Linked DNA regions of Homo sapiens: regions 2 and 3 are each linked to region 1. Evidence: chromatin loops called from intact Hi-C (ENCODE). Cell type or tissue: PC-3. All regions are shown on one strand. Links, peaks and the distances in the headings refer to the core of each region. The heading gives the core; the rest is flanking DNA.

Region 1 (10,956 bases), core at 2,877-10,876:
CACTCCCTCTGGAACATCTTTATGCTTTGTGTCACAACTCATTCCCCACTTATGTGGCCAAGTTCATGTTCACCAAGTTCCTGGGCTGTACATCTAGTCTCTGGAATAGCAGTGGTGTCCACATATCCATGCTTGGCTACTTCTTCCATAACTCCATTTACATTTGATTGGAAAGGCACTGCTAGCCTGATTACTTTTCATTTATTTGCTGCACTTTTATTTTTTTTTACCAGATAATTCCCTCTTTTTAAAAATTTTATTTTTATTTCCTCTTCTACTAACTCGTTTTTGTATATACTTCGCTGTCTGTGTGTGAACTGAATAACAGATGTTCGGTGACCAACAGCAGACTAAGAAGTGACATAATTGGTCACTGATCACGATGTGCATGTTATTTGCATAGTGATTTAGGGACTGAAGAGCTAGGAGTCAAATTTATACTTTATCTAATTACTGTTAATATATTTTAGTAAATGCAATTTGCACCATGTTGCGTTGGGGGACGGGAAACAGAAATTTATGCATATCAGAACTATGCAGGCTGGGCGTGGTGGCTCACACCTGTAATCCCAGCACGTTGGGAAGCTGAGGTGGGTGGATCACCTGGGATCAGGAGTTCGAGACCAGCCTGACCAACACGGTGAAACCCCGTCTCTACTAAAAATACAAACATTAGCTGGGTGTGGTGGTGCATGCCTATAATCCTAGCTACTTGGGAGGCTGAGGCAGGAGAATTGCTTGAACCCGGGAGGTGGAGGTTGCAGTGAGCTGAGATCACGCCATTGCACTCCAGTCTGGGTGACAAGATCGAAACTCCATCTCAAAAAAAAGAATTATGCGGAGTGTGACCTGACAATAAATGACTATAAGATACAAATGGATTCTATTTCTTAAATTTTGATAAAGACTTACTCATACAATAATGTCTTAATTTTTGATAATGACTTAATTAATAAGGTATGACTTAATCAGACAATAATGTCATCTATATATTATCTTAATATAAATTTTAAAATTTATTTGCAAAAAGCTATCATTACTGATAACCTTTTTTTTTTGTTTTTTGAGACAGAGTCTCGCTCTGTCACTCAGGCTAGAGTGTAGTGGTGTGATCTTGGCTCACTGCAACCTCCGTCTCCTGGGTTCAAGCGATTCTCCTGCCTCAGCCTCTCTAGTAGCTGGGACTACAGGTGTGCACCACCATGCCTGGCTATTTTTTGTATTTTTAGTAGTGACAAGGTTTTGCCAGGTTGGCCAGGCTGGTCTCAAACCCCTGACCTCAAGTGATCTGCTCGCCTTGGCCATCCAAACTGCTGGGATTACAGGCATGAGCCACCACACCTGGCCTCATTATTGACAAACTTTTTATTAGATTAATTAATCTGTGGCCGGATGTTGTGGCTCATGCTTGTATTCTCAGCACTTTGTGGGGGCTGAGGTGAGAGAGTCACTTGAGGCCTGGAGTTTGAGACTAGCCTGGGCAACATAGTGAGGCTGCAGTCTCTCTAAACAAGCAAACAAATAAATAAATACACATACATACATACATACATACACACATACATATGCAATCTCTGACACAATTTCTCTCCAAACTTTTTCTTTTTCTGGGTAAAAAATCATCCCAATAGTATCTTCCTACCTATACTCTTAATTTCAAAAGTGGTGGTGAAACTTACAAATATGATCTTAAATTTACATTCAACTTCATGTTAATTTATCCCTAAATGCATTTTGCTGTCAGTCATGGCCTTTTAGTTATAATCTTAGTATGGACTCAGTGTCTCAAACAGAGCCTTTGTCTTCCTTCTCCCAGTGCCTGTGAAGTTCTCTTTGGAAACTCCTGCCAGGGGCAGGATATGCTGGGGCATTCAGGAGAGGGGCTTACACCCTGCAAGAGGGCCGTCTGTTGTTGACAGCACAGCTCTGGGGAACCCATATACCCTTTGGTGGAAACAGAAGTTTGACCTCTTACTCAGTGGTGGTGCTTGGGTGTGTTTCGTGAGCATAGGCATGTACCTGTTTCCTTCCCTCAGAATAGAGTAGCCCAGAGGTATCTGAGGATGAAAGCAGGGAGTCTTCAGAAACATGCTCTGGTATTTTTTTCTCTTTGAAATGCAGAAGTTAGAGCAAAAGTCAAATATGTAAAAACAAAACAAAACAAACAACAACAACAAAAAAACAGGGCTATATTGACCCATCGTGAGGATGTTGATGATAAGGAAGGAGGAACTCTTTTTTTTTTCTTTTCAACTTTTATTTTAGGATCGGGGGTTACATGTACAGGTTTGTTACAAAGGTATATTGCCTGATGCTGATATTTGGGGTAGGACTGAACCTGTCACTTGGTTAGTGAGCCCATAGAACCCAATAGGTAGTTTTTCAGCCTTGCCCTTCTCCCCATCCTGTTCTTGTGTTCTCCAGTGTCTATTGTTCCCATCTTTATGTTCATGTGTCTAGCTCCCATTTATAAAGGCAAATAGGTAGAATTTGATTTTCTGTTTCTATGTTAGTTCACTTAGGACAGTGGCCTTCAGCTGCATCCAAGTTGCTGCAAAAGGACATTATTTTGTTCTTTTCATGGCTGTATGGTATTCCATGGTGTTCTTTTGTAAGGCTGTATAGTATTCCATAGGTTTTTAAAAATCCATTCCACTGTTGATGGGCACTGGGTTGATTCCACGTTTTTGTCATTGTGAATGGTGCTGTGATGAACATATGGGTGCATGTGTCCTTTTGGTAGGATGACTTGATTTTATTTGGGTAAATAGCCAGTAATGGGATTTCTGTCAAACGGTAGTTCAATTCTTAGTTCTCTCTTTTTTTTTTAAGTGTAAGCAAGTTTATTAGAGAAGTAAAGAAATAAAAAAATGGCTACTACCTAGGCAGAGCCACGAATTCTTAGTTCTTTGAGAAATCTCCCAACTGCTCTTCACAGTGGCTGGACAAATTGACATTCCCACCAACAGTGTGTAAGTTTCCCCCTTTCTCTGCAGCCTCACCAGCATCTCTTGTCTTCTAACAAAATAGCTTTTTAACAAAGACATTTCTGACTGGTATGATATGGTATCGCATTGTGTTTTTGTTTTGTTTTGTTTTTGTTTTTGAGACGGGGTCTTGCTCTGTCACCTAGGCTGGAGTGCAGTGGCATGATCTCGGCTAACTGCAACCCCTGCCTTCCAGGTTCAAGTGATTTTCCTGCCTCAGCCTCCCCGGTAGCTGGGATTGCAGGTGCATGCTACCACGCTGGGCTAAATTTTTGTACTTTTAGTAGAGATGGGGTTTCACCATGTTGGCCAGGCTGGTCTCGAACTCCTGACCTCAAGTGATCCGCCCCCCTCAGCCTCCCAAAGTGCTGGGATCACAGGCATGAGCCACTGTGCCCGGCCTCATGGTGGTTTTGATTTGTATTTCTCTGACAATTAGTGATGGTGAGTGTTTTTTCCTATGTTGGCCACATGTATGTCTTCTTTTGAGAGGTGTCCATGTTCTTTGCTCACTTTTTAATGGAGTTATTTGTTTTTTGCTTGTTAATTTAAGTTCCTTATAGATTCTGGATGTTAGATCTTTGTTGGATGCATAGTTTGCAAATACTTTCTACCATTCTGTAGGTTGTCTGTTTACTCCTTTGATAGTTTCTCTTGCTGTGCGGAAGCTCTTTATTTTAATTAGGTCCCACTTCGCAATTTTTGTTTTTGTTGTAATCGGTTTTGAGGACTTAGCTATATAAATTCTTTGGCGAGGCTGATATTGAAAAGAATATTTCCTAGGTTTTCTTCTAGGATTTTTATAATTTGAGGTCTTACATTTAAGTGGGAGGAACTTTTCTAAGTGAGACTTCATTAAAGACTGAGTCTCGCCCTGTCGCCCAGGCTGGAGTGCAGTGGCATGATCATAGTTCACTGCAGCCTTGAACTCCTGGGCTCAAGCGATACTCCCACCTCAGCCCCCTGAGTAGCTGGGAATACAGGTGCTCACCACCATGACTCGCTCATTTTTAAAATTATTGTAGAGACAAGGTCTCGCTATGTTGCCCAGGCTGGTCTTGAACACCTGCCCTCAAGTGATCCTCTTGCCTCGGCCTTCCAAAGTGCTTGGATTACAGGCATGAGCCACCACAGCTGTTCAGCAATTACTGACAGTTAACTGAGAGTTAAATTACTTTAAGTCCTGGGTTTTTTTTGTTTTTTGTTTTTTGTGGTTTTTTTGGCCATACTTGTAGGGGGTGCAGGGGGCGGGGCGTTCCAGGCTCCAGTCCCTTTCGGGGTATGGCCTTCTCTTTCTTCTCTGCTGTCTGGCTGATGCAGCCTGCATGAACCATGAACTTGACTAGTTTGGTTCTGACTCTCAATTTTTATTTCAATTATCATTAACTTATAAAAATCTTCCCCCTTATTTGAGTAAGAGATGTCATGTCAAAAAAAAAAAAAAAGTCGCAGCTACATTTTAGCTCATTTCAATCTTTGCTGCTACCTGGATTTCCTGGCTTCTTGACAACCCATATTTAGCACATATTGAGGCTGTAATTGCATAATCATGGAAAGGTCATAGGTGAACTTTTTGTGCTTCAGAAATTTCCTGAATTACTAGCTGTGTCTCAAAAGGAATTGACAACTTGCATTTTTAGCAAGTATTACAATTTGAATATACCACAATATTATTATAAACAATTAAAAATCCTAAGTAAGTCCAAACAAGAGAGTAGCAAAGACACAAAAGATAATAGGCAGGACCTGTGTAAAAGGGAAAATGAATGATGTTACCATTATGATGCTATGACCATTAGTTCGGTCAGTATTTTATAAGGTGTATATTAGCAGTTTGTAAAGAACTGCTGTTCTGGTATTCTGGTATTCCCAAGTAGCTTAGAGAGGCTATTCTACAGCTATTTCTTCAAGAATGACAGTTTCCAGCCTGTCTTTTTAAATGTCAGAAGAAGTGTCTGATGTAAAGTAGGAATTAGGATATGAGAATCAGAGTCACGTAGAGTTTCTCAAACAAGACCTCTAAGTCTTAAGCAAGAATCGGCATATCAGTTTTACAGATGGAAACATCGTAAGAGCCGTTTGTTTATACTCGGCATAATTAGAGATAATTACGTGTTTAACAATCTTTTAAGCTCATCCTCTGGTTTGTAAGGAACAGAGACTCATGTTAATTACCCAGAAAAAGGAGGCATATTGCTAAGCCACATAAACTAGAACAAGAGCAGAAATGGCATCAGAATGAATTGTGCAACCCAGCTCTCTACTTCTCTCTGACATGGACATCTCCGATTCCCCCTCCTCTTTACTTCTATCCCTAACCCCAACGCCTGATACAGGCACAGAAAACAGCAGTCAAACTAATGTCAATATATGATGTGCTATATTTGCTATCTGAAACAAATATGTACATTGCTTTCTGGTTTTTGTGTGTGACTTGATTAGGCTAAGTCGGCATCCCTGTGGACAGAAAATCCCAAGGCAGAGACAAAATAGAGTTTCTGTGCCTGCAAGGATGGGCCTGCCCCTGGACTGTGGTGAGTTTACACTCTGACACCAAATAAGTTATCCTTCTTGGCAGCTACTGGCCTTTCAGGCTGCACCAAGACAGACAGCACATCATTTTGTTCAAACTCCTGTGTCAGGGAGGCATCTATACATGCCCGTTATATGTGGTTAAATTTTAAAAATATGTTTTAGTTCTTAAAGACATCATCTTGAGTTACTTTGAAAATGACCTTCCCAAATGTCATACCCCTTTGACTGTCAATAAACAAGGCAACACTGTGTCTGTAAAGTTGAAATGGAAAGAAGCAGAAGGAAAAAATAACGAATTTCTATGGTGAAGCTCACAAGTATTTTTACTTCATTTTTCCTGCTTAGATATAAAAATCCTGTTAATTACTCCTCTAAACCTCAGCTCCTTGCTGTTCTGATGTGGGTCTTGGATACATTCCATAGCGTTCCTTATGCATCGGAGGCTGGAACAGAACAAATGAATGGAAGAAACTGTTGTGTCCTTGTGCTTCCGGGCTCCAATGATAACATTTGCCACTTGGTGGCAGTGATCGGTTTAGTCCAGGCTGAGGAGTTCATGTATTTCCTCTGTGATGTGCCTTTTAATCTTAGAAAGCTATTATTATAAATATGATTCATGTGTATTATACATGAATTAATTTGCCAGATAAATGGGCTTTCTTACAAAACTACCCACAGGTAGTGGGTGAAGTCCAATCAAAATAGTCCCTCACAAACGAGAACTGAAGTAGATCAAAGATAATAGGATCCGTTTTTTTTCAAATCAGTGTCTATTATCACCAATTCTGTTCAATAAATGTTTCAGCAAATATTTCTAACGGTGCTGTGCTTGGCTCCCAGGGAGTGATAGATTTGCTTTTTAAAGAGATTGCACAGCCTCTTGGAGGGAGGGGTGGGGGAAATTCACTTGGAGGTGGGGAAACTACCCAGGATGCTATTGCAATTCTGCCAAAAATGAGGCCTGAAGGTGAAGTGAGGCGGCAGGATGGGAAGAAGGAGAGGAGTCTGAGAAATATTAGATAGTTATGGTGATACATCTTGGTGATTTATTTGTGAGGAAAGTAAAGGATCTGGAAAAATCTAGTGTCTCCTCTGCTTTGACTCCATTGATATGAACTGAGCTAGGGATTTGGAAACATTATCTTGTCTTACATTCTGGGGCTTGACGATATCCAGCTACTCATGGACTGTCCAAGCAGGTAAGTATTATGAACTATTAGAATTAGGTAAGGGGAGAAAGTCTGCCCTGGTAGAGTGCTTGTAGGCCGAATAATGCCCCCCTCTACCACCCTGGGAAGATGTCCACATTCTAGAACCTGTGACGATGTTATTTTACATGGCAAAAGGGATGTTGCAGATGGAGAGACTATCCTGGCCTATCCCAGTGGGTCCAGTGTACTCACAAGGGTCCCTGTAAGAGGGAGGTGGGAACATCAGGGTCACAGGAGGAGATGTGACAGGCAATGGAAGCAGAGACCGGAGTGATACGGTGCCATCGGCCATGGCATGCGTGCGGGTAGCTTCTAGAAACTGGAAAAAACAAGGAAATGGATTCTCTCCTGCTACCTCCAGGAGCACAGCCTTGCCAGCCCATTTTAGACTTTGACTTCCAGAATGGTAAAATAATAAATCTGTGATGTTTTAAGCCATTGGTTCCCAACCTTTTTGGCATCAGCAACTAATTTCGTGGAAGACTATTTTTCCACAGACGAGGGTGGAGGAGATGGTTTTGGGAAGGTCGGTCTCATTACATTTATTGTGCACTTTATTTCTATTATTGTTACATTATAATATATAATGAGATAATTATACAACTTGCCATAAAGTAGAATCAGTGGGAGCCACGAGCTTGTTTTCGTGCAACTAGATAGTCCCATCTGGGGGTGATGGGAGACAGCGACAGATCATCAGGCATCAGATTCTCATAAGGAGCGTGCAACCTGGATCCCTCACATGCGCAGTTCACAATAGGGTTCTTGAACCTATGAGAATCGAATGCCGCCACTGATCTGACAGGAGGTGGAGCTGAGGTGGTAATGCCAGCGATGGGAAGCGGCTGTAAATACAGATGAAACTTCGCTGGCTCACCCGCTGCTCGCCTCCTGCTGTGACACCCTGTTCTAACAGGCCAGGGACCAATACCGGTTCGTGGCCCAGAGGTTGGGGATGCCTGTTTGAAGCCACTAAGTTTGCAGTAATTTGTTGGAAGAGCAATAGGAAATTAATACATATCCATTTACATCTTTTTCACTTCTTCCATCTTTACCGTTTCAATAATATTTATGAAGTGCCTACTATGTGCTATGCATTGTGAGATACCTTATGAACAAGATACTGACTCTCACTTCTAGCAGTTTACAGTGTAGGTGGAATTATAATCATGGAAATACCTCAATTTACAATATAGTAAATTGCTGGAACTGTAGAAATTGAAGGAGCTGTGAATAATTCCTCTTTACTTTTTGATGAATCTTTGATCTATAACACTTTGACTTCCTGTTAAACTAACCCTAGCTGCTAGTAACATCTTGAAAATCTGACAAATCATCTATACTGGAAACGCCATTCCAGATACGTACTTGAAAATATTTTCAGCACCTACTTCATTTACCTGTTTCCGATTCTTTGATCATCCAGTTTGTGCAAGTCTCTTCTTACCGTGCCTAAAGGATGATTCATGTTTGCAGGTTCCTGAAGTGCCTGGCTGGTGGCATTTGTGGTCTAGAAGGTGCAGGGAAGCTGATCCTCTTCTTAGGCCCTGTCAATGTGCACGCTCACTTGATGGTTCCCTGGGAGTGCCAGTCTACAACAAGCACAATCTTGTCTGGAAACGTAGATGCTGGGGAGAGAGTGCTTAGCAGAACCGCACTACATGTTGTAAGAAGGGATACACTAGGAGAAGCCTGTATGAGTGACAGATGAGATCCCTGCTGGCCAAAAGGCTGCTTCACTAACAAATTACAGCCTGACTCAGGGCTCATAGGTGTTGGTTGGGTCTTTACATCACCAGCAGAATCTTAGCTCAGTGATATCCTCAAGACCAAGGGAGGTAAAAACAGTCCAGATATTGCGCACCCCTGACATGGGGGTGGTCTTCTGATCATCTCCGAGTAAGGCTTGATTCAGAAATGGTAAAACAAGGATCTTACCCAACAGTATTGCACACTCTCTGGGATTTATTAGCCAACAGGTCAATGTTATGCAACAATCCATGCTAAAATTGCTCCAGTTACTATCTCATTTACTGAAACAGAAAGTGACTCTTTTAAACTTTGGCATTCTTGGGAATAGAGATACATTAGGCTGATACAATAACCCAGTGATATCAGAATGGAGCTGTTGTTTTTCCTAATAAGTGTATGAGGGGCAAAACATAGAGGAACACAGAGGAGGAAAGACTAAAATTTGTACTCTAGTCTTTAATTTTGGAAAATATAACGAATTCAAACAACATTCCTTGGCCATAACGTGCCATACATACTTTGCACCTGGAGGTTTAAAGTTTAAAAGAAAAGAAAGTCCTTGCCTTTGAGAATCTTGTTCCTTTTAACAAAAAGAATATTTCTGCATAGAGGAATGATAGAATGTTAGCAAAATACGTGATGTTCAGAATGCTTTTTCTTCAAGGAGGCTGGCATCCTACGCAACTCACTTTCATACTCCTGAGCTGAACACTGGGGTGAGTCTCAGCCTAGCCCTCAGCTGCCCTTACGTTTTAATTCTCACTTCCTGCTCCTTCATGTTAGCGTCAATTTTCAGCCAATGGTTCTCAGTGCTTCCCTTTCCATCATCAAATATATTTTGAAACACCCTCTTTACTATTTTGAAATAAAATTCATAAATAATATAATCTGCCGACATACAAACCAAACAACAACAACAACAATATAGTGAGATATAGTAATTTGGCTGAAAGCACGAGGCCTGGAGCCGGCCTGGCCAGGTTTGAATCCAGCCTCTGCCGTTTACTACCCATAGGATCTCAGGCAAGTGACCTCTCTGTGCCTTACTTTTCTCATCTCTGAAAAGGGGGTAACAATAGTACCTGCCTCATAGAGTTATTGAGAAGATAGGTAAGCAATATGCACAGCTTTTAGAATGTGTCTGGCACATAATATGCATTCTATATCCATTAGCTCTTACTGCTCTGAATAAAATACAAGGACAGGCTGGGCACGGTGGCTCACGCCTGTAATCCCAGCGCTTTGGGAGGCCGAAGCAGATGGATTACCTGAGGTCAGGAGTTCAACACCAGCCTGGCCAACATGGTGAATCCCCCAATTTACTAAAAATACAAAAATTAGCCGGGCGTGGTGGCGGGCACCTGTAATCCCAGCTACTTGGGAGGCTGAGGCAGGAGAATTGCTTGAACCCCAAAGGTGGAGGTTGCAGTGAGCTGAGACCATGCCATTGCACTGCAGCCTGGGCAACAAGAGCAAAACTCTGCCTCAAAAAAAAGAAATATATATATATATATGTGTGCGTGTGTGTGTGTATTTATATATATAGGAGAAATAAAAGTCATTTAGTAATAAAATAATATCTACAGTATTTTAATGTATAAATGCTTAGGCATGACCACACTAGGAAAACAAATGAAATAGTCAGACTCTAATTTATAATGCATAAGTTTTGATTTAAGGCTAAGATAATATTCAACTAAACATTGGTGATACTTCTAAAAATTATTGGCCAGGCGCGGTGGCTCACGCCTGTAATCCCAGCACTTTGGGAGGCTGAGGTGGGTGGATCATGAGGTCAGGAGACCGAGACCATTCTGGCTAACACGGTGAAACCCTGTCTCTACTAAAAACACAAAAAAATTAGCTGGGCGTGGGGGTGGGCGCCTGTAGTCCCAGCTACTCGGGAGGCTGAGGCAGGAGAATGGCATGAACCTGGGAGGCGGAGCTTGCAGTGAGCCAAGATCAGGACACTGCACTCCAGCCTGGGCGACGGAGACAGAGTGAGACTCCATCTCAAAAAAATAAAATAAAATAAAATAAAAGTAAAAAAAAAATTTAGCATTTGAGGTAACATTTAACTAACCGTATTCATATGTACATGTCAAATCACAGCAAATGTGACAACTACTATCATGCAGATTGTTACAAGACTCATACTATAATCAGGGCTATCATGCTAATGTGATTTCTGAAATGGTCAACAATTCTTTGTAAATTGCCAAACAAAACAAATTTACAAGATACATTTTAAACTATGAAAGTAGCATTCCTGGAACAATGTATATATAGTAAAACGATGCAAAAAGACTTTGTTTCTAGAGTCAGTTAAACCTTCCATACTATTCATATTACGCCTGACCCTTGAATCATATGGGTTTGAACTGTATGGCTCCCGTTAGAGGCAGATTTTTTTTCTGTGAAAGTTACACTGAGTGTGCCTTCCTCTCCTGTCTCCCTTTCATTTTCTCAGC
Region 2 (10,956 bases), core at 935-8,934, 89 kb before region 1:
ATAGCAAACTTGTGGGAATTTTGTGTTGAAGAACTCGAAGGATTCTTCCCCTGCCGTACTGCAGGCTGCAGGATTGGGATCTCCTTTTTCTCATTTCCCACGGTGAATACCCCCAGCCCATGTGCCAGTGGGTTGCATAATAAATATTTGGTGATGTATATATGAAAGAAAGGTGAAGCCGGGCGCGGTGGCTCACGCCTGTAATCCTAGCACTTTGGGAGGCCGAGGCGGGCCGATCACAAGGTCAGGAGATATCTCAAGACCATCCTGGCTAACACGGTGAAAACCTGTCTCTACTAAAAATACAAAAAATTAGCCGGGCGTGGTGGTGGGCGCCTGTAGTCCCAGCTACTCGGGAGGCTGAGGCCGAGATTGTGCCACTGCACTCCAACCTGGGCGACAGAGCGAGACTCCGTCTCAAAAAAAAAAAAAAAAGGAAAGAAAAAAAGAAAAAGGTGAGAAGATGAGGGTCAGACAGGTTCACCGGAAAGAATACTGACAGGGTGGGGGGAAATTGTACAACTTTATTGATTTATGCATCTCCAAACTGCAGTCTTCAACCTCAGCTGGACTTTTCCTTCCTTTTTTTCTCTTTCATTCAACCAATCCCAAAGTGCTTCCTCTGTGCTGGGCAGTGCAGGTGGCGAAATGGTAAATAATGCGGCCATGCATGGTCCTGGCCCTCTGTGGCGGGAGGCAGGGGGCTCGCTGCAGCATAATGAACACATAAACAGTCACAGGTTTGGAAAGGCTTGTGAAGGGCACAGCGAATAACAGAATGCTGGGCTCCTTCATATACCGTGGCCAGCTGAAGCCTCCCTGCAGATGTGAAGGGAGCTGAGACTGAGCCATTCTAGGTAGATGGGACCTCACAGGGAAAGGCCTCGAGATAGGAGCCCGAGGTGCTTGGCCAGCATCCAGCATAGTGGTTAGGGGAGAATGTGGCCGGAGATGGAGATGCCTTCAGGAAGATCACACTGGACCTTTTTGGCTGTAGATTTTATCCCCAGTGCAGTGGGAAGCCAGTAGGGCTTGGAGCAAGGGAAGAGCATTGAAGTTGTGCATTAAGAAGGCTTTAAGGAACCTCAAAAACTTGATACTAAGTGAAAGAAGCCAATCACACAAAACCACATACTGTATGATTCTGTTTATGTGAAATGTGCAGGATCCATTATGTGAAACATCCAGGCAAATCCATAGAGACAGAAAGTAGACTAGTAGTTGCTTAGGGTTGAGGGTCAGACAGGTTCACCGGAAAGAATACTGACAGGGTGGGGGGAACTTATACAACGTTATTGTATAATTTCGGGGGGAGGGACTTCTAATGGGTACAGAATTTTCTTTGGTGAGGGGGTGTTAAAAATTCTAAAATTGATTGTGGTTAGGGTTGCACAGCTCTGTGGATATTCTAAAACCTGCTGAATTGTTTACTTTAAATAGGCGAATTGTATGGTATATGTATTATGTCTCAATAAAGCTGCTATTAAAACATTTTAGAAAGACTTTAATGCTGCCTGGCAAACCTGCTCCATTGTCCCAGGCGGCTGTCCCCAGCCGTTTCGGCCCTTTTCCAGCCTCCTTGTATTGGAGCACCCCTTCCTGCCTCCAACTCCTGCCACTTCAGGAAGTAAAAGGCATCGGTTGCGGATAATATGAGATTCCTGCCATCAAACCTCCAAATCTCGCAAGCCCATGCTGGGTTCATGCTCTCCTTTCACAATTCTGGGAAATGGCTTTAAATCCTGACTCTGCCTATTATTGGTTGTGTGACTTTAGGCCAGTTACTTATAAGCTGAGCCCCAGTTTCTTTTATTTTTTAAATAGTAGCGCTTACTATATACCTGGTAATTTTTGTAAGTGCTTTAAGAATATTAACTCATTTACACATTTTAACACATTTAATCATCCAGTTAATCCCATGAGGTATAGGGACTGCTGTCCTCTCCATTTTGTAGATGAGGAAAGTGAGGCACAGAGAGGTTAAGTAATTTGCACAAGGTCACACAGCTGGGAAGTGGTAGAGCTGAATCCAGGCCTTCTGGCTCCACAGGCCATACTGTTTCTCCTGGCCTGTATAGTTGGTGCAGAGCTTCTTCTTGCTTATTTTACAATTGTTTAATCTTCAGCTACTTGAACAGCAACTATAAATTATGCCATTTCCACAATGCATCCCGTGGTGCCAAAAACATAGTAAGTACTCAGTAATGGACTCTGCACATTAACGTACTTAACTGTCTTCCCCTCCACTTATTTCTTCATTGACCACCTCAGACCCCACAAGGATCTAGGTGCCCAGTTGAGGTCCGGGTTCTGTCTTAGCTTTGCCTTTTTCCTGATAGTCTCTGGGATTTGCTTTCCTTACCAATAAACTGGAGATGATGATAACCCGGCCAGCACCCTCCGTGGGGTCACTGCAGGGATCCATGAGCCACTGTGTGGGTGGGAACTTTGTAAATCAAGCCGCCCCCTATTCATGCGGGGTTTTAATTTAATACAAGACCTGGCTGTTTGGACCACGCACTTTGAAATGATGATGGCAGTGTTGGGAGAGGGTTGGCTGAATGGTTTTTCCATGGAAATCCTGATGGCTCAGGTGGAGCAGAAGTGATGGATGTGCTCACCTCCATACGGTAGAACTCGCCCAACTTGACACTCAAGCAATGGGTGCAGCTGTCGCGGCCACTGCATGTCTCTGTGCCGAGTTGGTTCTCCCCCGTGCTAAAAACATAAACTTGCTGTGTGGCAGGGGAGCTAGTTAATTCTACCCTTCATTCAGCGTAAGCATGAACTGAGGATAGTTTTGCCGGTGTTTGGTTTTTAGACCAAATCGAATTTACGGTTTTGGCAAAGTAGGCTGCACTAGAGGAGGCAAAAAGTACAGCTTCCTGGGTAAAATGCATTCCTTTCTTCTGTTTCATATGTGGCTTCTCTCTTCCCCTCCCCTCCCCTTGTTTGGTCCAAGGTCTGTTACAAAATTGGATACAATGGTGTGGTTACTGAATTACAACAAACAACCTTGGAAAGTACATGTTTACCAGAGTATTGCGTAGGTTTTGTGTTCATCCCCACAGTTGTGTTTTTGTCTTTAGAGTCTCTCATTTTGCATTTTTAATGTCTGCTGTGAGATATAGGTATATGCTTTTACACACACATGCACGCACACACACCTTCAAACATATAAGTCAATGTTGTGTTTCTTCCCTGCCCTCAGTATTATCTTTCAAGCTCCTCATACATTGTTTTTTGAGGGAGGAGCAAAGAAGGAGGACTCAAAGGAGAATATTGAGGGCTGCCATTATATTCTGAATTCTGATGATCTCTTCAGTTGACTTAAGATTTGCATGTCGGTTCTTTTTTTGTGATTTAGATCAGCATAAACTTCTCCCTCCAAAAATCCTTTCAGATAATACCAACTTCTGTTCTTTCGCCTGTCCCTGCTCTGGGTGCTTCTCCCTCCATGGCTAGACTTTTTTCAGCAGCTCAGGGTCCCAGGAGGGGGTGGGGGCAGGCTGGGTCCATTTCACAGTCGTCAGAAGTTGTACAGAATCTGTTGGGGTTGGGGTTGAGGCAGCGTAGGCTTGGGAGCCCTACAACTTGAGAGCCAGAGGTTCCTGGTTAAAGTTTTCAGCTGGGACACATTACTTACCCATTCAGAAACCTCAAATGAGGGCAGCCCGTCTGACTGTTGTTTTCTGGTTAACTTGAATCCTTGAGCTAAGGTATTCCTTCTATTTTTACTTTCTTAAATTATCCTGGCATGGATGTGTTTGCTAGTTCCAAATTTTGTTTAAATAATATGTCTTCTACTTATGTTGTGAAACTCAAAGTGTGGTTGTTCGTTGGTTACGTCTTCCGATGTCTTCAGGGTGACCTAAGTCTTAGAGAACATTGGTTACTAACAAGAAAGTTGAGTTTGCTTTGGGAACAAGAAAGCGCTTTAGGGTTGACTGTCCTTCCATTCCACCTGTTTTTGCCTTTTGTAAGAAATTGAAGCTGTGGGCTCATTACTACGTATTTGGTAGCTCTTCAGCAATGTGTAGATCAGCTTTTCCCAAATGGGTAAGAGTCTAAACTTTTATTTTCTCTTCTGCATTACTGTTCTTTCAGCTTGGTACCCCAAAAAATGGCCAGTGGGGTGTCCCTTATCCTCAAAATCAGTCATTCCATTTCAGAAACAAAGTGAAAGAACTTTGCTGGTTGTAAGTTGGGCTTCCCAGGGTTCTTGGTGGTTGGATCTTTATTATGTGTTTGGATTTCACAGGGCCCCTGCTTCCAAGGGAGCAGCAGTTCCAGCTCACAGCTCTGATCAGGGTCAAAACCCGACTTACATGCATCGTCTTTATATGGTTTTTTTCAAGACCAAGTTCATTCATTTGCTAGTCTTTCTTTCTTTCCTTTCTTTCTTTCTTTCTTTCTCTCTCTTTTTCTTCTCTTTCTTTCTTTCTCTCTTTCTTTTTCTTCTTTCTCTTTCTTTTTTTCTTCTTTCTTTCTTTTTCTTTCTTTTGTAGCTTTGAGGATATTTAGGACTTAAGTTTCTGGGCAGCTTATTTCCTTTTTCATTCTCTGCTCTTGTAAGTAAAGGTAACTTCTGAGTAGCTCAAACATATGTTGGAACTATGGATCTTTAGACCTGAAAGAAGCACGGCAGCTTTCCAATCCAGTTTTCAGACATTATGTTTCATCATGGTCCCCGTTCTTCAAATTAAATTTAACCACAAACCTCGAAGGATGACTGATAAAATCAGAGCTGCAATTAGTAGTGTGCGTGGGTGTCAGTTCTAATGGAAGCCTGCTAATCCACTGATGGGAAGCCTGAGAACCAGAACTAAGTGAGTTAGCCAGTGTTACTGGGGCAGGACAGGGAGTACAGCCAGGAGGAGAAATTGGGCTCATTTAGGTAGAAATCAGATTAGTGGCAGCTGGGGACGGGGCTGTAGGGAGGGAGTAGGCAGCAAAGGGGCCCGAGGGAACTTTTTTTGGGGGTGATAGGAATGTTTCTATCATGATTGTAGTGTGGTTGAATGACTGCCTGTTTGTCCAAGCTCACTGAGTTGTACCCTGGAAATTGGTGACTTTTAATGTCTATAAATTATGCCTCAAGAGAACTGACAAAAAGAAAATAATAAAGTGGCTCAAAAGTTGTAAGGAACCTCCTAAAACATTCAGGTCTTTCATTAGGGGAGGGGGGAGCATTTTCTATGGTTTTAAATTCAGTGTAACTGTATGAAATGATTCCTTAAAAAATACAACAAAAAAAGAAAAACTCACATTCCCTTAATTCCAGACTAGACTGGTGGAGTCTATTTTTCTGGTCGGCAGAGGTCATCATCACTCTGTACTCATCGCTGCTGTCAGTTATACCAAGGGCCTGTAAACCTGGGCCAGGTAGTAAATATTTTAGGCTCTGTGGGAGAGCCATACGTCTCTATCACAGCTATTCAACTCTGCCATTGTAGTACAAAAGCAGCCAGAGGCAATCTGTAAACCAAGGAGTCATGGCCGTGTTCCATTCAGACTTTGTTTGCAGAAACAGGCAGCTGGCAGGATTTGGCCTGGGTGCTGTTTTTGCCAACCTGTGCGTGACATTTTTGTTACTTTTGGAGAAACTCAGCAGAACAGGTGCTTACTGTGTCCTCACCAGTAGGGTGAGTTACAGGATGATGGGACTGCAGGGAGGTTTGGAAGAGGACGGGTCCCAAAGGACTTGAGATGCTGTGTTGAGCTAATGGACTGGGATCTGTAAAGGACAGGATGGTTTTGCTCAGATGGAATGATAGAGGATGAATTAAGAGGAAGAAGGGAGTGAGCATGGCCACCACTTTCTAGGTTATTGCAGAAATCCGGGCAAGACATAAGTTCAGCTGTGACAGTGACCACGAGCAGAAGGGGACATGGTGAAGGGATACTCTGCAGAGACAAATGACAGAACAGAATGCAGAGAACGCCTGTAGCTGGGATTACAGGCCACCACGCCCGGCTGTTTGCATTTTTAGTAGAGACAGGGTTTCACTATGTTGGCCAGGCTGTTCTCGAACTCCTGACCTCAGGTGATCCACCCACCTTGGCCTCCCAAAGTGCTGGAATTACAGGTGTGAGCCCCTGCATCTGGCCCACTGCTGGGTTTCAAACATAGTATTATTGAACAACCTCAAATTGCTATATTTAAATCAACTCTTTATCAACTAGTCCTGAAAATTAAGGCCTACAGACATCAACAAAACGAGCGACAGAAGAAAGGCATTTCCAAGTGATGTAACTGGGTGACTCATCTCACGAAAGGGCACTCGGAGGCCTACCAGTAGACCACCTTTCTGGCTTTTGGCATGCCCTGACATCAGCCTTGCTCCCTCCATTAATCATACTACGCTCACATAGAAGCCAAAACATGTCACGCTTCTGTTTGAAAGCTGTCTTTTTGTTCTTAGCAACATGTCATGTTTGGGGGAAGTTATAATATACTGGCCAGTGGTGTCAGTAAGTCGGGAAGGCTAAGGAGCTTTGATGTCAGGTCTTTACCATTTAATGTTTTTCAAAGTATTGGGAATTCTGAGAATATTGTGGTCAGGTGTAAATGTACCCCCCAAATCCTGTTTCCGTCCCTCTGGTTCAGATAATAATAAGCTGACCTACCCCTGAACCCCGTCTCCTTTGTAATGGAGGTCGATTTCCAGTAGAGAGTATCTTACATATAGTAGTTGCTTCCTAAAGTTTGTTGAATTAAATTGAATTTGTGTGAGTCTGTGATGATTCTCCTCGTGGAAGAGCATAGTCTACCAAAATCCTGTTGGAGCAAATTTTTGCATCACATGTCACTTTTTTTTTTTTTTTTTTTTTTTTTTTTGAGACAGAGTTTCATTCTTGTCACCTAGGCTGGAGTGCAATGGCATGTTCTCAGCTCACTGCAACCTCCATCTCCCAGGTTCAACTGATTCTCCTGCCTCAGCATCCTGAGTAGCTGAGAATACAGGGGCCCACCACCAAGCCCAGCTATTTTTTTTTTTTTTTGTATTTTTAGTAGAGATGGTGTTTCACCATGTTGGCCAGGCTCGTCTCGAACTCCTGACCTCAAGTGATCCACCCTCCTTGGCCTCTCAAAGTGCTGGGATCACAGACGTGAGCCACCGCGCCTGGCACATGTCACTTGTGATTCTTAAAAGTCTTGAGTGAGATGAGAGTCTACAAGCTTTAGCTAAACTGATTTCTGAATTTAATCATTAAAAAAACAAAACAAAACAAAACAAAAACCCAGAAAACAAAAAACAACCTGAAAGCACAAAACCCAACTCAGGTGAGAGTACTCAATGCAAAACATTGGAAGAACCACTCTGGGCTCCTGTATTTGAAGAATTGTAGCTTCTGCCAACTTGAGCTTGCTAAGCTGGAAGCAAAGCCACAGAAGGTGTGGTCTGTGGGACACTTTCCACTAAAGTGGTCATGATGACCATTTGCTTTCTGGGACCTAGTTCATCATCTGATTTTACTCTTTTACAGAAAATGAGAATAGCCATAGTTTTTTGTTGTTGTTGTTTTGTTTTTTGTTTGTTTTTTTTTGCATTGGGGCATTTACTCTAACTTCTTAGTCTTCATGTATATAATCCTTTCTACACTTAGGGGAGATTAATTAATTAATAAAAATTCTTAGTACAAGGCAGGTATCTTGTCAAAGACTGATACTGAGAGGCTTGGAGTTTTATTTTGTTTATGATATTTCTCTTTGTGCAGAAATGACCTCCTTTAATCTTGAAATGTTGAAATGTGCAGCAAATATCTGTAACTGATATCACAATCAATAGTTTAGTTGCTTATTTGTATAAGAAAATAAAAGCAGGCCAGGCATGTTGGCTTATGCCTATAATCCTGGCACTTTGGGAGGTCGAGGCAGGTGGATTGCTTGAGGTCAGGAGTTCGAGACCAGCCTGGCCAACATGGTGAAACCCTGTCTCTACTAAAAATACAAAAATTAGCTGGACGTGTTGGCGGGTGCCTATAATCCCAGCTACTTGGGAGGCTGAGGCAGGAGAATTGACAAGAGTGAAAGAAACTCTGTCTGAAAAAAAAAAAGGAAAGAAAATAAAAGCAGATGACTTCTGTGCATTGGTGTGATATTAATATTTATGTGGAGCTCTTTGTCTTTCTTCTTGCCTCATGTGTTTATTTTACAAATATTTATTGAACACCAGCAATGTTCTCCACACCAGTGGAGGAAGTAGTGAACAAAACAAAATCACTATTTTTTTTTTGGTTTTTTGAGATGGAGGCTGGAGTGCAATGGCATGATCTCGGCTCACTGCAACCTCTGCCTCCCAGGTTCAACTGATTCTTCTGCCTCAACATCCCGAGTAGCTGGGATTACAGGTGCCTGCCACCACGCCTGGCTAATTTTTTTTTTTTTTGTATTTTTAGTAGAGATGGGGTTTCACCATGTTGGCCAGGCCTCGTCTCGAACTCCTGACCTCAAGTGATACACCCTCCTTGGCCTCCCAAAGTGCTGGGATTACAGATGTGAGCCACTGTGCCCGTCCAAAGTCACTGCTTTTGTGATGCTTACGTTCTGATATAAATCATAAAAATTTTTTAGGTGAAACCAATGATGATTGCAGGCTCTCACATTTGGGAACACGTTCTGGGAAAGGTAATAACATAGCCATCTAAGCATTTGGGAGTTTCTGTGTCTCTTTAGCAACTTTTATTCTCTTTCAAAAATTTTATTATTATTTTTTTTTTTTCTGCCAGGTATAGTGGCTCACACTTGTAATCCTAGCACTTTGGGAGGCTAAGGCAGGAGAACAGCTTGAGCCCAGGAGTTCAAGACCAGCCTGGGCAACATAGGGAGACCTCGTTTCTACAAAAAAATGAAAAATTAGTTGGGTGTGGTGGCACACACCTGTAGTCCCAGCTACTTGGGAGGCTAAGGCAGGATCATCACTTGAGCCCAGGTATTCAAGGCTGCAGTGAGCTATGATCGTGCTGCTATGCTGCAGTGAGACCCTGTCTCAAACAAACAAACAACAAATTTTTTCTGTTAATAGAGATGGGGTCTTGCTATGTTGTCCAGGCTGGTCTCAAACTTCTGGCCTCAAGCAGTCCTTTTGCCTTGGCCTCCCAAAGTGCTAGAATTATAGGAGTAAGCCAGCATGCCCAGCCAGCAACTTTTATTCTGAACATTTAGAAAATTGAGGACCTGAATAAATCACATTTTAAAATTTAACTAAATTTACAGAGTATTTACTGTGTGTTCCATGGTGTTTTAAGTTCTTTATAAACATTAACATTAAATTTTCATTACAGTTCTATGTAGTGGGTAGTATTAGTATTCTCATTTTACAAATGAGACAGCTGAGTAACTTGCTCCAGGTTACCCGGTCAGTAAGAAGGGAGACTGGTATTGGATTGCGGGCTCTTATCTCTCTCTCTCTCTCTCTCTCTCTCTCTCTCTCTCTCTCTGTGTGTGTGTGTGTGTGTGTGTTTTCATCTTGCATTTGGGATTTCCTTGAAGGTTTAGGATTATATGCAGCCAGATTTCATGACAGTAGAGTAGGTCTGGGCCCTGTGGCTCCCTTTCTGTGAGAATTTCTTCTCTTTTTCCTTCACATTTAATTATGTGTTTAATTTGTATAAATGGAATGTGTTTAATCTAATTTTACTGAATTGTGTGTTTCTCTTGGTCCTGCTAGACTTTCTGTAAATTGCTTGAAGCAAGAAACTGGCAGATAGATCCATCTGACAAATAAGTAAAAGAATATGGTTTATTGCAAATTCTAAGACTGTTAGATCAGTTTACTAGAAATTGAGGCTTTTCCCTCCTTTGTGGGACTGCGTAATAGTTTAATTTAGCTGTTTATAAATGTTTAATTGTATTCTAAACAATAGGACTGCCGAACAATAGGTCATAATGTATTGGAATAATAAAACTCTGGGGGGTGACACTATTTAAAACCTAGCATATTCAATATATGTGTGCCTTGAGGACAAAGTCTTCAGGCTACAATACATTCTATTCTTATGTGGGCAGTAACGTGATTTTTCTGCTTGATAATTCTACATCTCAGGGAACTTGTGATTATTTGAGGTTACAATGCTTCTATTCTCTCATAATCCTCAAGGAGATTCTGGTTAGTTTCTCAGAGAAATGCTCTGTATTCTTCAATTCTCAATCTCTAATCATTTGTTGCCTGCATACTGTCTAGAACTCTCACCATTCCTCCCATCTCAGCCTTTTCAGTGCTCCAAACATTTCCTTACTGTTCTAAAGCTACTTCTGAAATCCTACTCCTTCTGTGAATTTTTCGGTTCGTTAAAAGAGAAATGATCTGGCCTCATCTTTATGTTTCTCCTTAGCATTCAGGAATGAAGCTTAAGGAACATCCAATATACTTTTTCACTTTAGTTTTAATGAACTGATTTATGCTGTACATGAAAACGAATGTGAATCTCTCAGTGTTAATGCTTTGTATTATGAGCAGTGAGCTTGTTCAGCACAGTAAACATCACCTGACTGGGCCTTGTTTAAGACAGTCCATCACGTGTGGATTAATATGAAAGGAAATGTTATTGTATTTGTATTATGTTGCTTCGGCTGCCATAACAAAGTTCCATAGACTGGGAGGCCGGAACAACAGAAATTTATCTCATCACCATTTTGGAGGCTAGAAGTCTGAGATCGAGGTGTCAGCAGGGTAGGTTTCTTCTGAGGCCTCTCTCCTTGGTTTACAATGACCGTCTTTTCCGTGTCTTCACGTATCTTTCTTCTGTGTGTGTCTGTGTCGTTATCTCCTCTTCTAATAAGGACACGAGTCATATGGATTGAGCCCACCTTAACGATGTCATTTGAACTTAATTCCTTCTTTAGGGATTCTCTCTCCAAATACATTCCAGGGACTGTAACATATGAATTTTGTGGGGACACAGTTTAGCCATAACAGGCTTGAAATGTATAACATAGTTGTCCTAAACTTG
Region 3 (10,956 bases), core at 1,628-9,627, 77 kb after region 1:
CAAATAACAATGCCCTCTTGATTCGAGATTATATAATTGACTATGACTCATGAAATGTTTGCAAAGTCAAAGTGAAACTGCTGACTTACATTTAGTTTAAGTTTTGATTAAGAGGTTCTCTAGGAACCAACTCTGCAAAGACATTTTGGGGACCACTTGGGAAATCGTTACATCAAAATGGGGTGTATCTGAAAGCTTATTACAAGATATTTTGTGACGTGTTCTCAAAATGTTTTCTTAGAAAAAGTTTTTATAGTTCTCTGAAATTGAGCCAGAGGATCCTGAATCTGACATTTTTTTTTAACTAACAGTGAATTTTTAGTTGAAACAATCTTTGCATTCTGCCATTTATGTAGCTTTTATTTAAAAGAACATAGAAATGCTAAATGATGAAATAAACTATTTTGGATAACCCTACCCATTGAACCTCAAAAGTGTTCCTGACCTTGTTCTTAGAAGCACTTCTGTGCTTTATATGCTGGTTTTCAAACACTGAAAATGTTCATGTGGACTTTCACATTGTTCTGCACCCTGGGACCTCACGCTCAACAGCTGAGATAAGAAAAGAATGCTCTTCAGAGCACTGCGGCTCATTAGAGTGCTGTCCAAAATCTCATCCATGCCTAATAAAGTTAGTGGAATGTCAGGGCCTCTACTGTGATGCAAGGATCTAAATGTGACTTCTCAAGCAGCCAAAATATTAGCTGTCATCCCCGTCCATGCAGAGCTCTAAGACTAGGCCTTGCAGACACAAAACTGTATGTACAGAATGACCCTTGTTATGTTACAAATTTTCAAAATGAATAGAAGAAAGTGGACAGGAAATGCACAATGAGTTCACAGTGGGTACCTGTGGACCTGGGGATGATGGTGATTTTTGTTTTCCTCTATTAACTTTTTCTTTTGCATTTTTAAGCTTACAACAATGCAAATATGCATTTGTAAATGTCAAAGCAACATAGTTTTCTAAAAAGTGGAATAGATGCTGTAGTTATTGGCAGAGCCACAATCAGAGTGAGGACATGGTGACCATGAGCCCTGAATGTAGGCTGCCCAATAGCATTGCCAGACCTGCACGTCAACCTGGGGTTTAAAATATGCTCATGGTAGGGGTGCTGAGTCAGGAACCTGCTACAAGCCAGAAGGACCAAACACCTAGAAAGGTAATGACTTTGGGCTGGGCGCGGTGGCTCACATCTGTAATCCCAGCACTTTGGGAGGCTGAGGTGGGTGGATTGCATGAGCCCAGGAGTGCAAGACCAGTCCAGGCAACATGGTGAAACCCCGTCTTTACAAAAAATACAAACATTAGCTAGGTGTGGTGGTGTGTGTCTGCAGTCCCAGCTACTCAGTGAGGCTGAGGCAGGAGGATCACCTGAGCCTGGGGAGGTTGCAACTGTAGCGAGCCATGATCATGCCAGGCTGGGTGACAGAGTGAGACCCTATTTAAAAAAAAGAGAGAGAGAGAAAAGAAAAGAAAAAAAGAAATGTAATGACTTTGGACCAGTGGGGAAGCAGAGAGAGCAGCGTCATCTTATATCGCACATTTAGGATCTGCATCCAATCCTCCTGACTTCCACTGTGGCTGGGGCCCTGTCAGCCTTTCTCACTTTAATGTTCTTTGTCTGTTTTTATCCAAAACCGTTGAGGATGATATTCTCTTTTTTTTTCTTTTTTTTTTTTTTTGAGACGGAGTCTCTCTCTGTCGCCCAGGCTGGAGTGCAGTGGGGTGATCTCCGCTCACTGCAAACTCCGCCTCCTGGGTTCACGCCATTCTCCTGCCTCAGCCTCCCGAGTAGTTGGGACTACAGGCGCCCGCCACCATGCCTGGCTAATTTTTTGTATTTTTAGTAGAGATGGGGTTTCACTGTGTTAGCCAGGATGGTCTTGATCTCCTGACCTCGTGATCTGCCCTCCTCGGCCTCCCAAAGTGCTGGGATTACAGGCGTGAGCCACCACGCCCGGCCGATATTCATTTTAACAACATTTTAGGTGGTACATACGTTTTGGTCAAGGAGAGATACAGACAGAGTTTTTCCTGGGTGTTGGTAGTTGCCAAAAATGAATCTCTAGCCTGGGAGTTTCTAGGGCATGCGGTGGAGTTGAGGGTGGGCTAAACAGGTGAAAAGATGTGGCGCTGGCCTCTAGGAGAAGCAGAGAAGGCAACGGTGGATCCGAGAAGTGACTTTTGTGTTTCACACTCCCTTGTCTTCTTTACATCCTCTTCTTATAGCAGCTCTTCCCCTGCCTCTGGTGTTCCTGTCCTCTTGGTGCCCTCTGGGTGGTCAAAACCCAACAAGAGCACCCCTTGGAATCTGCTTGCCCAAAAGGGCTCCTTTCCCTTCATTCCTGTTTTGTTCCTTTCTTCCCTATCTCCCTGTGCTTCCTTTATCCTCATGAAATGTATGCACAGAGCCCACAGCATATTTAGACTCAGAACACTGAGAAGTTTGAGAGTAGTAGCTGTCAGCTCCTTCATATAGCTAATAATTTGGGACTAATATTTTGAACAGTGTCAGGGAAGACAGTGTGCTAACATGACCTGCTACATTAGATGGCGGCCAGCCAACTGCTAAGAGTGTGTGTGTGTGTGTGTGTGTGTGCGTGTGTGTGTGTGTGTACGCATGTGTGTGTGTGTGTGTGTGTGCGTGTGCACATGTGTGTGACAGGCAGTCACCTCCTGGCTGTCAGAGAGCTCCAGACAGTTCAGGACAGAGGCATGACCAGGAGTATTGCAAGAGTCCCAAAGCCCTGGGCAAGAGAGGCTAAATTTCTCTGCAGTTTTAGCTTAGACATGTACAGACTTAGCTGATGGACTCAGATCCACAAAAGGCTGGACTGGAGGGAGAGCCATGGGGCTGCTGGCAAAAGCCAAGATGAGCCAAGAAGTCTAGCAGTGTGGGAAGAGGCAGCAGATCCTTGTGCAGGCGTCGCTGACCTAGACCCCCTGTGCTCTCTGTTCCCCAAGCAATGCTCACAGCAAAGTGTGTGCCACTATGGAAAGTCCTCATCAATGAGCAGAAAGAGGTGTGTGTGTGTGTTGGTGGTGGGGTGCGGTGAGATGGGGGTGTCCAGAGGAGGTTGGGGGCAGCACGGCAGCCACCCGTGAGCAATGGAGTGGCAGCTGCCAACAGAGCAGTCAACAGCAGCCACAGCGGCAGATGCCAGGGCAGTGGTCTTCATTTGTAAGAACAGCACCACCTTCACGGGGTTGCTGTGAAAATGAATACTTAATGCATGAGCAGCATCTAGCACATGACTGTACAAATTAAATAATCAGAGCTTAATAAATGTTGGCTATTAGTATTTTTTTTTTTGAGATGGTGTCTCACTCTGTCGCCCAGGCTGGAGTGCAGTGGCGCAATCTCAGCTCACTGCAATCCCCGCCTCCTGGTTTCACGCCATTCTTCCGCCTCAGCTTCCCGAGTAGCTGGGACCACAGGGGACCGCCACCACACCCGACTAATTTTTTGTATTTTTAGTAGAGACGGGCTTTCACCGTGTTAGCCAGGCTGGTCTCGATCTCCTGACCTCATAATGTGCCCGCCTTGGCCTCCCAAAGTGCTGGGATTACAGGCATGAGTTACCACGCCCGGCCAAGTACTTTTTTTAAAAAATAATTTTTATATTTTATTTTTTAAAAGAGATGGGGTTTCACTCTGTTGTCCAGGGTGATCTTGAACTCCTGGTGGTGTAGGACTTTCTCCTTAGTTCAGCTAAAAGCCAGGTTCTTGTCACACAACCATGAAAGATTAGGCTCGCAGACACTTTGAAGGGTGAGAAGGGCAGGGTTTATTGGGCAAAAAGGAAATAAAAAGGGAAACAGGGACTCTCAGCAAAGTGAGAGTTCTGCTGGTAGGCTTCCTGCCTCATAGGTTGAATTCCCAGTTACCACCCCAGAACAGGGGAAGCCAGAATCCTCCGCTCTGCAAATGGTGTGAAATTCATGGCTGCACCACAGTGCACACACCTCCCTGTGCACAGGCCAGTCGAAGGTTCTCGGGAAACCCCTTTATACTTGGCTGTCTCACTGGGGTCAAACAATCCTCCAGCCTTGACCTCCTAAAGTGCTGGGATTATAGGCATAACCTATTGCATCCAGCCTCCAGTACTTTTATCATTGGTGTTTCTGTGAGATTTCCTTACTTTTACCTACTTCTACTTATTTTCAAGTGGTTACATAGTTTGATTTTACATGATATAATAAAAAGGATTCGGCCCAGTTTTTGTTTTTAAGCAGATAAATTGCTTCTTAGGATGTATTTTAAAGGGTTAGATTACACCTGAAGTGGGTTGAACTTGAGCAAAGTTTTAAAAATAATTGTGTCTCAAAGTTGAATAAAAGAATTGGGCCCCAATGTCATTCTTTGCTTTAAGAGGATTGTGAGAATAACTAATAACAATTAGGAGGTTAATATATTATTGAAAGTGGTAATTTTACCAGTTTTGAACTCATGTTCAAAGACATAATTGGAATAATTTTCAATAGACATCAGTCTTTATTTCTTAGGAAATTACAGTGATTAAATTAATGGCAGGCAGCCTCTCTTATTATCTGAAGATAATAGGAGTCTGTTGAGGATTAGTGGGGAAAAATGAATGATACATGTTCTATTAAAGACTTCACAGTTGAAACATTTCTTGCTGCTCCCTGTCTTGCCCCAATTTATATATTTAAGCACAATCATCAGTGCAACTTCCTTTACTGTATTTGGCCTAAAAAATAATTCAAATGAAGAATAAGAATAATGCTTTTCTTGGGATTAAAGTAGAGAGTTTTCTTTTAGGGGGTGCATAATATGCCAATTCAAAAGAAAGTCATGTAATGCTCGAAGAGCTCTGTGGAAGTGGAAAAGATAGTTCATTTTTTTCTCCGGGTATTTTTCAGGAGTCTGTTCCTGCTTCTTTATGAAATTGAACACTGGACAGTAACAATAATATCACACTCATTATTCAGACATTTTAAATGGCTCTAATTGCTCTTTTGCTTTGAAGTGAGATATTCAGATCACTGAATGTTAGAGAAATGGTGCATGGATGAAGCAGTAAATGGATCTTGATCTGTTATCTTAGCTTGAGGCTTAGTAAAGTGGTTTTTGTCAGTGGACAATTGCAGCCTATTTTCTTGAAGATCTTTCTATACTGAAAGTGATTGAGATGGTACATCTGAGTCTGATGCCACCCAGATAAGCATCTGCAGTTGCGCTGACCTGGACTTGGGTTGTATTGCTTTTTAGATTTCAGTATCACTCTAAACCTTGTCTGGCTTTTGCCAGCTTCAGTACCCTTGACCTATAGGTTGGGAAACCTGTTTGTTTCTCTTTCTGGCTGGAATGTCTATTTAGAGATTCATGTTATAAGTTGTGACTCAAGTTACATACACCGATTCCCAAACTTTTCTTGACTTGATTCTTAACTAAACAGCACTGCGATTGTGAGGCCCCCACGGCAAAAAGTAAATAAGAAAAACTACCTAATTTAATATGCTGGAAAGTTTTTGTAAACATACAGATGACTCCTTCAGGAAATACTGTTTTCATTGCTTTGGAATGTAGGAGGAAGTGACATAAGATCTTGTTCTGGGGAGAAAGAAAGAGCTGGTATATCATTAGTTGCACCAAAGCAAAGGCAAAAACATGAAGAAAAGCCAATCACTTTGAGTGTTAGCTTACTCAATACAGCTAATACTCATTTATTTTAACATATCGCCCACTTTTAAGTTAATACCCATTTTTTCCACTGTTTCTGGTTTAACTCTTATAATTTGAAATAATTATGGTTGAAAAAATGTTTAGATAAATCATGATACCTCACTACCTTGTAGTTTAACACAACAAAATAAGAACTGTAAGGCAAAGAGTTTGGACAACAGGGAGTACAGGTTACAAAAGAGAAAAAGGGATCTAGATTTATTTGACCTGAAAATAGAGTTTCTTACTCTAGGGTGATTTTTACGGTAATTCTATACTTAAATTTTGGCCACTGAGCTAGACTTGCTGGTTGTATGAACTTGGATAAAATTCTATTCAAAAGAGGAAAGATGACCAAAATAAAAAACCTACCTCATGCGATTGTAGCGCAAATTTCATAAATTAATCCATATCAAAGCATTTTGTAAATTGCAAACTGTGACACTAAATTTAGTTTATATGAGGCAATCACTAAGTGTTACTAAGTGATTGAAAGAAAATATTAATCCAACCTGTTATGTGGTTTTCCTAATGTATACAAAGAAGGAAAGCATTCCAACCTGTGAGTACCTCTGCCAAAAATGTTTAACTTAGTTGTGAAGGAACAGTCAGTCAAATCCATATTGAGGGGTGTTAGGCAAAGCAACTGGCCTGGACTCTACAAAAACATGTCCTGAAAGGTAAAAGGAGACCGTAGACATGCCTTGGTGATCCCTGATTAAATCCAGGATTTAAAATAAAATATAACAAATCTTCCACACTGAAACAGACATCAGTGATACAATTGGAACATTTGGACTGTATAGTGATTGCATTTTGTCAATTTAAAATTTCCTGAGTGTGGCCAGGCGCGATGGCTCAAGCCTGTAATCCCAGCACTTTGGGAGGCCGAGGCGGGTGGATCACGAGGTCAGGAGATCCAGACCACCCTGGCTAACACGGTGAAACCCCGTCTCTACTAAAAACACAAAAATTAGCCGGGCGTGGTGGTGGGCACCTGTAGTCCCAGCTACTTGGGAGGCTGAGGCAGGAGAATGGCGTGAACCCAGGAGGCGGAGCTTGCAGTGAGCCGAGATTGTGCCACGGCTCTCCAGCCTGGACGAGAGTGCGAGACTCCATCTCAAAAAAAAAAAAAAAAAAAAAACCTTTCCTGAGTGTGATCATTATTAATAACTATAGTGGGATCATTGCTCTTAGGAGGTACATGCTGAAGTATATAGGGGTGAACCATCTTTATGTCTACAAGTGACTCAAATGGTTCAGCAAAATATTTAGATATGCAGAGAGATAAAGCAAATGTGGAAAAGTGTCATAATTTGGGAATCAAGGTGAAGGCCATCTAGGTGTTCATTGCTACCTATTCCTACAAGCTTTCTATAGTTTTAAACATTTTCAAAATAAAATTTTGGAAAAAAAATTTAAAAAGAAAAAAATCCAAGTACTCAAGTAGATTGAGTTATTAAAATACAGATCTTGAAATATGTCCTTTGCAGAACATGTTTTCCTACAATTTTATTTTTCTGTGAGATGCAAATATATAGATTTTAAAAAATAAAAATCTGTGTTTTTATAAATGTATGCTTTTAGGCAATGAATAGAATTATTGTTACTAATTTGAAATATATTCCCACTGGGCTGGGTGCAGTGGCTCATGCCTGTAATCCCAGCACTTTGGGAGGCCGAGACGGGTGGATCACGAGGTCAGGAGTTCAAGACCAGCCTGACCAACATGGCAAAACCCTGTCTCTACTAAAAATACAAAAATTAGCCAGGCGTGGTGGCAGGTGCCTGTAATCCCAGCTACTCAGGAGGCTGGGGCAGGAGAATCACTTGAACCTGGGAGGCGGAGGTTGCAGTGAGCTGAGATTGTGTGTGCCACTGCATTCCAGCCTGGGCCACAGAGTGAGACTCTGTCTCAAAAAAAAAAAAAAGGCAATATATTCCTACTGGAAAAATTCCAGGAAAATAGATAGAAGTTCTCAATCTATGTGCACATCTTTCGTGGTATTTAAAAGTGAAGTAAAAATGTATCATGGGGTGTGTTCAAAAGGATAAAACATTATTTTTACTGTCCTCTTTAGAAAAAATTAAATGTTGAGGATCTCAGTTTAATGATTTTTTGATAATTTGCTACCCAGATCTTCTTTCCTATGAGAGAAAACTTTTGTTTTCATATTTTGAGAGAGACAGTGGGAAGTTATTGTTAGCAGAGGTGAATCTGTGCAGGTCTGCACCAACTTGATTCTTGCCTCCTCGAAGGAAAGAATTCAATTGAGGGGCATGACTTAGAGTGAGAGACTGAGGCAAGTTTTTGAGGAGTGAGAGCTTATTAAAAAGTTTTAGAGCAAGAACAAAAGGAAGTAAAGTACACTTGGAAAAGTGCCAAGCGGACAACTTGAGAGATCCAAGTACCCTGTTTGATCTTTGACTTGGGGTTTTATACATCAGCATGGTACAGGGGTTTCTGTCTCTCCTACCCTGATTCTTCCCTTGGGGTGGGCTTTCCGCATGTGCAATGGCCTGCCAGACGTTGGGAGGGGAGCATGCTCAGTGTGTTTGCTGAAGTTGCATGCATGCTCACTTGAGGCATTTTTCCCTTACCAGTCGAGTGTTCCCAGAGGGAGGTCATATGCTAAACTCTGCCATTTTGCCCTTTAGTACACATACTTGGGCCCATTCGCCATCTCCTGAGATCTTATCAGGAAGCTGCTGATCACCAGCTTCAAGTGTTACTTATCTAATGGGAGACTGCCTGTCCCTGGCACCAGCTGCCACCAATTATTATTTTAGAGAGCCAGTTTAACAACTACCTGACCATCCCCTGGTGGTTTAACATTGCCTGACATTCCTGGGTGGTGGTGGTGGTGGGACTTTCCTGAACTGTTTGTGTTTGCCTAGCTGTCTACCCTAACATTATCACGATGATCAACTTACTGTTCTGTTGCTTATTCTTGGGGTTGATGTGGTGGGATTCTGATTTTAACCCAGGTGATTGAGTCCAGGCAGAAATCTCATGACTCACTTTTTTTTCCTCTCTCTCTCTTTTTTTTTTTTTTTTTTCCATAAAGGTCAAAGGCAACAGAACTGGACCAAGAAAATTCATAACTTTTTGGTATGTAATTGAAAATTCTTTGCAACGAATTCTTTCTCTTTAGTGATATTTATGACTTGAAAAGCTTGAGTTTCACTTTGTTATTCTAGTTTGTGAATCAAATTAGTGTAGCCTAGGTATGTTTATCCCTAGTCTAGGATTTATGCAGAGGGAAGTTGATAGCATTACTGACTATCTTTGGTCCTCCGAAGATTATTTTTCAGTGGGAGAATTAAGTAATTTATTTATTTATTTATTTATGGGTTGATTTTTTTTTTGCTTCTCTAAGAGTAAGGAATATACCACGACTATCAAAGTACTTTATAACTATAATTATGTGAAGAGTCTATTTTACAAGCAATTGCATGTTTAGATGCCCAAGTATAAACTGAATGCTCTAGAAATGGAGTACTTACTGATTTAAATTTACTAATAATAACAATTAAATATTTATATTTAATAATTATAGTAGAAGAGTAAAACAATCTGAAGATGTCCCCACCTCTAAAGTTTATAAGTTTACTCCTAATGATCTAGGAAAGACTGGAGTTGAATACCTGTGTAATTCTTCTCATTATTACTCTGATTTTCTATTATAAAATGATTTTAAAAGAATTATATGTCTTAGCTCCTCACTGAGGTATACATCTTTTATTTGGTTTAACTCTTGTTTGTTTGTTTGTTTTTGAGACAGTGTCTCACTTTGTCCCCCAGACTGGAGTGTAGTGGCATGATCGTGGCTCACTGCAGCCTTGACCTCCCAGGCTCAGGTGATTCTCTCACCTCAGCCTCCCAAGTATGCCACCATGCCCAGCTAATTTTTAAAATTTTTTGTAAAGAGGGGGTCTCGTTATGTTGCCCAAGCTGATCTCTCACTCCTGGCCTCAAGTGATCTTCTTGCCTCGGCCTCCCAAAGAACTAGGATTATAGGCGTGAGCCATTGTACTAAGCCTTAATTCATTTTTTTCCAAAGATGAAACACAACTTTAAACTTGCTGGGGAATTCAAAGGAAGCATTCTTTTTACAGTTTTTTTTTTTTTTTTTTTTTTTTTTTTTGTTTTTTTTGTTTTTTAGACAGAGTCTTGCTCTGTCTCCAGGCTGGAGTGCGGTGGCACGATCTCGGCTCACTGCAACCTCGGTCTCCTGGGTTCAAGCGATTCCCCTGCCTCAGGCTCCCTGGTAGCTCGGACTACAAGCGCCTGCCGCCACACCGGGTTAATTTTTTGTAGTTTTAGTAGAGAAGGGGTTTCACCATGTTGGCCAGGATGGTCTCGATCTCCTGACCTCGTGATCTGCCCGCCTCGGCCTCCCAAAGTGCTGGGATTACAGGCGTGAGCCACCGCGCCCGGCCGCCCACAGTTATCTATTAAGGACACATCTTTCTGTGACTGTATAGATATAACTGAAATCCTGGTAATTTTTCAGAAAGTATTAGCGTATTAACTTAAATGCTATTATTTTCTATGACCCAGACAATAATCACTATTGTCCTCAGTATGTAGTTTCTACCATTTCCAATTATGTTACAACTGTCTTTGAAACACTGTTAGTCATAACTCATTAGTCACCATTGTGCTTTTTGGTGACCATTGCCCTTCTCTTTCTTTTTCTGTAGTTATTAAAACCCGTTGTCCTGGTTGTCCAACTCATGGACATACAAATTAGCTTTGGTGCATACCTTAGCTGTATAGACGTCTTCTAAGACATAAATTCTATTGTTTCAACATGTATATAAAAGATACGCATTTACTGATGAGTCAGGCAGTAAGATGTCTGCATTGTCTTCTGCAGTAAAGAATGCTTTATTTACCATAAAATTTGATGTTTTGTTGAGGAATTTTAAGTGATGCTTTTTATATTCATATTTTTCATTGATGATATGCAGAACTGGTTACCCTAAGGTATTGACAAAAGTGGGTGATTTTACTATCTTCAAAAGTTGTCAAGTATGTTTTCTAGTATAACACTTCTGGCTCTCAGATTAGGGACCTCCCCATCACAGTGGGCATCTAGTAAGAGCATGGCTTGTTATAAGAAGCTGTGTTTGTTGGAAGACTGAATTCGATGAACTTTATAGTCTCTTGTAATAAAATAAGAGATAGCACAATGGTACAAAGGGGAGGCTCTGAGCTCAGAGGGCTGGGGTTTGAATCTTATCTCTGACACAAATACAC

The links. A loop is a pair of places that touch in the nucleus more often than their neighbours do. Peaks named below come from ENCODE experiments on the same cell type or tissue, not always from the same donor. Only the 100,000 strongest peaks of a DNase experiment are listed, where the experiment ranks them.
Region 2: it touches region 1 in a loop (4-fold over the local background); 4 of 110 quality-filtered maps call a loop at or near these places.
Region 3: a loop joins it to region 1, with 8 times the contacts of the local background. A loop is called at or near these places in 5 of 110 quality-filtered maps.

Annotation. Positions count from the first base shown.
Region 1 is chr6:154,365,811-154,376,766 of GRCh38, reverse strand. LOC105378067 (a long non-coding RNA gene) reads left to right here and starts at 4,054. Exons shown (of 3, transcript XR_007059823.1): 1 at 4,054-5,521. In PC-3, for the core only: a CTCF peak has its summit at 6,045 (motif pointing right); no DNase peak of the experiment used is centred there.
Region 2 is chr6:154,452,593-154,463,548 of GRCh38, reverse strand. All of the region lies in intron 1 of CNKSR3 (CNKSR family member 3), which reads left to right. Among named protein-coding and RNA genes, the nearest start is that of CNKSR3, 53 kb to the left of the region's middle. RefSeq lists a silencer at 800-1,094. In PC-3, for the core only: a CTCF peak has its summit at 5,343; no DNase peak of the experiment used is centred there.
Region 3 is chr6:154,287,559-154,298,514 of GRCh38, reverse strand. IPCEF1 (interaction protein for cytohesin exchange factors 1) reads left to right here. Exons shown (of 12, transcript NM_001130700.2): 2 at 8,759-8,802. Among named protein-coding and RNA genes, the nearest start is that of IPCEF1, 64 kb to the left of the region's middle. In PC-3, for the core only: no CTCF peak of the experiment used is centred there; a DNase peak (open chromatin) is centred at 5,444; H3K4me3 peaks cover 1,541 bases; H3K27ac peaks cover 2,422 bases.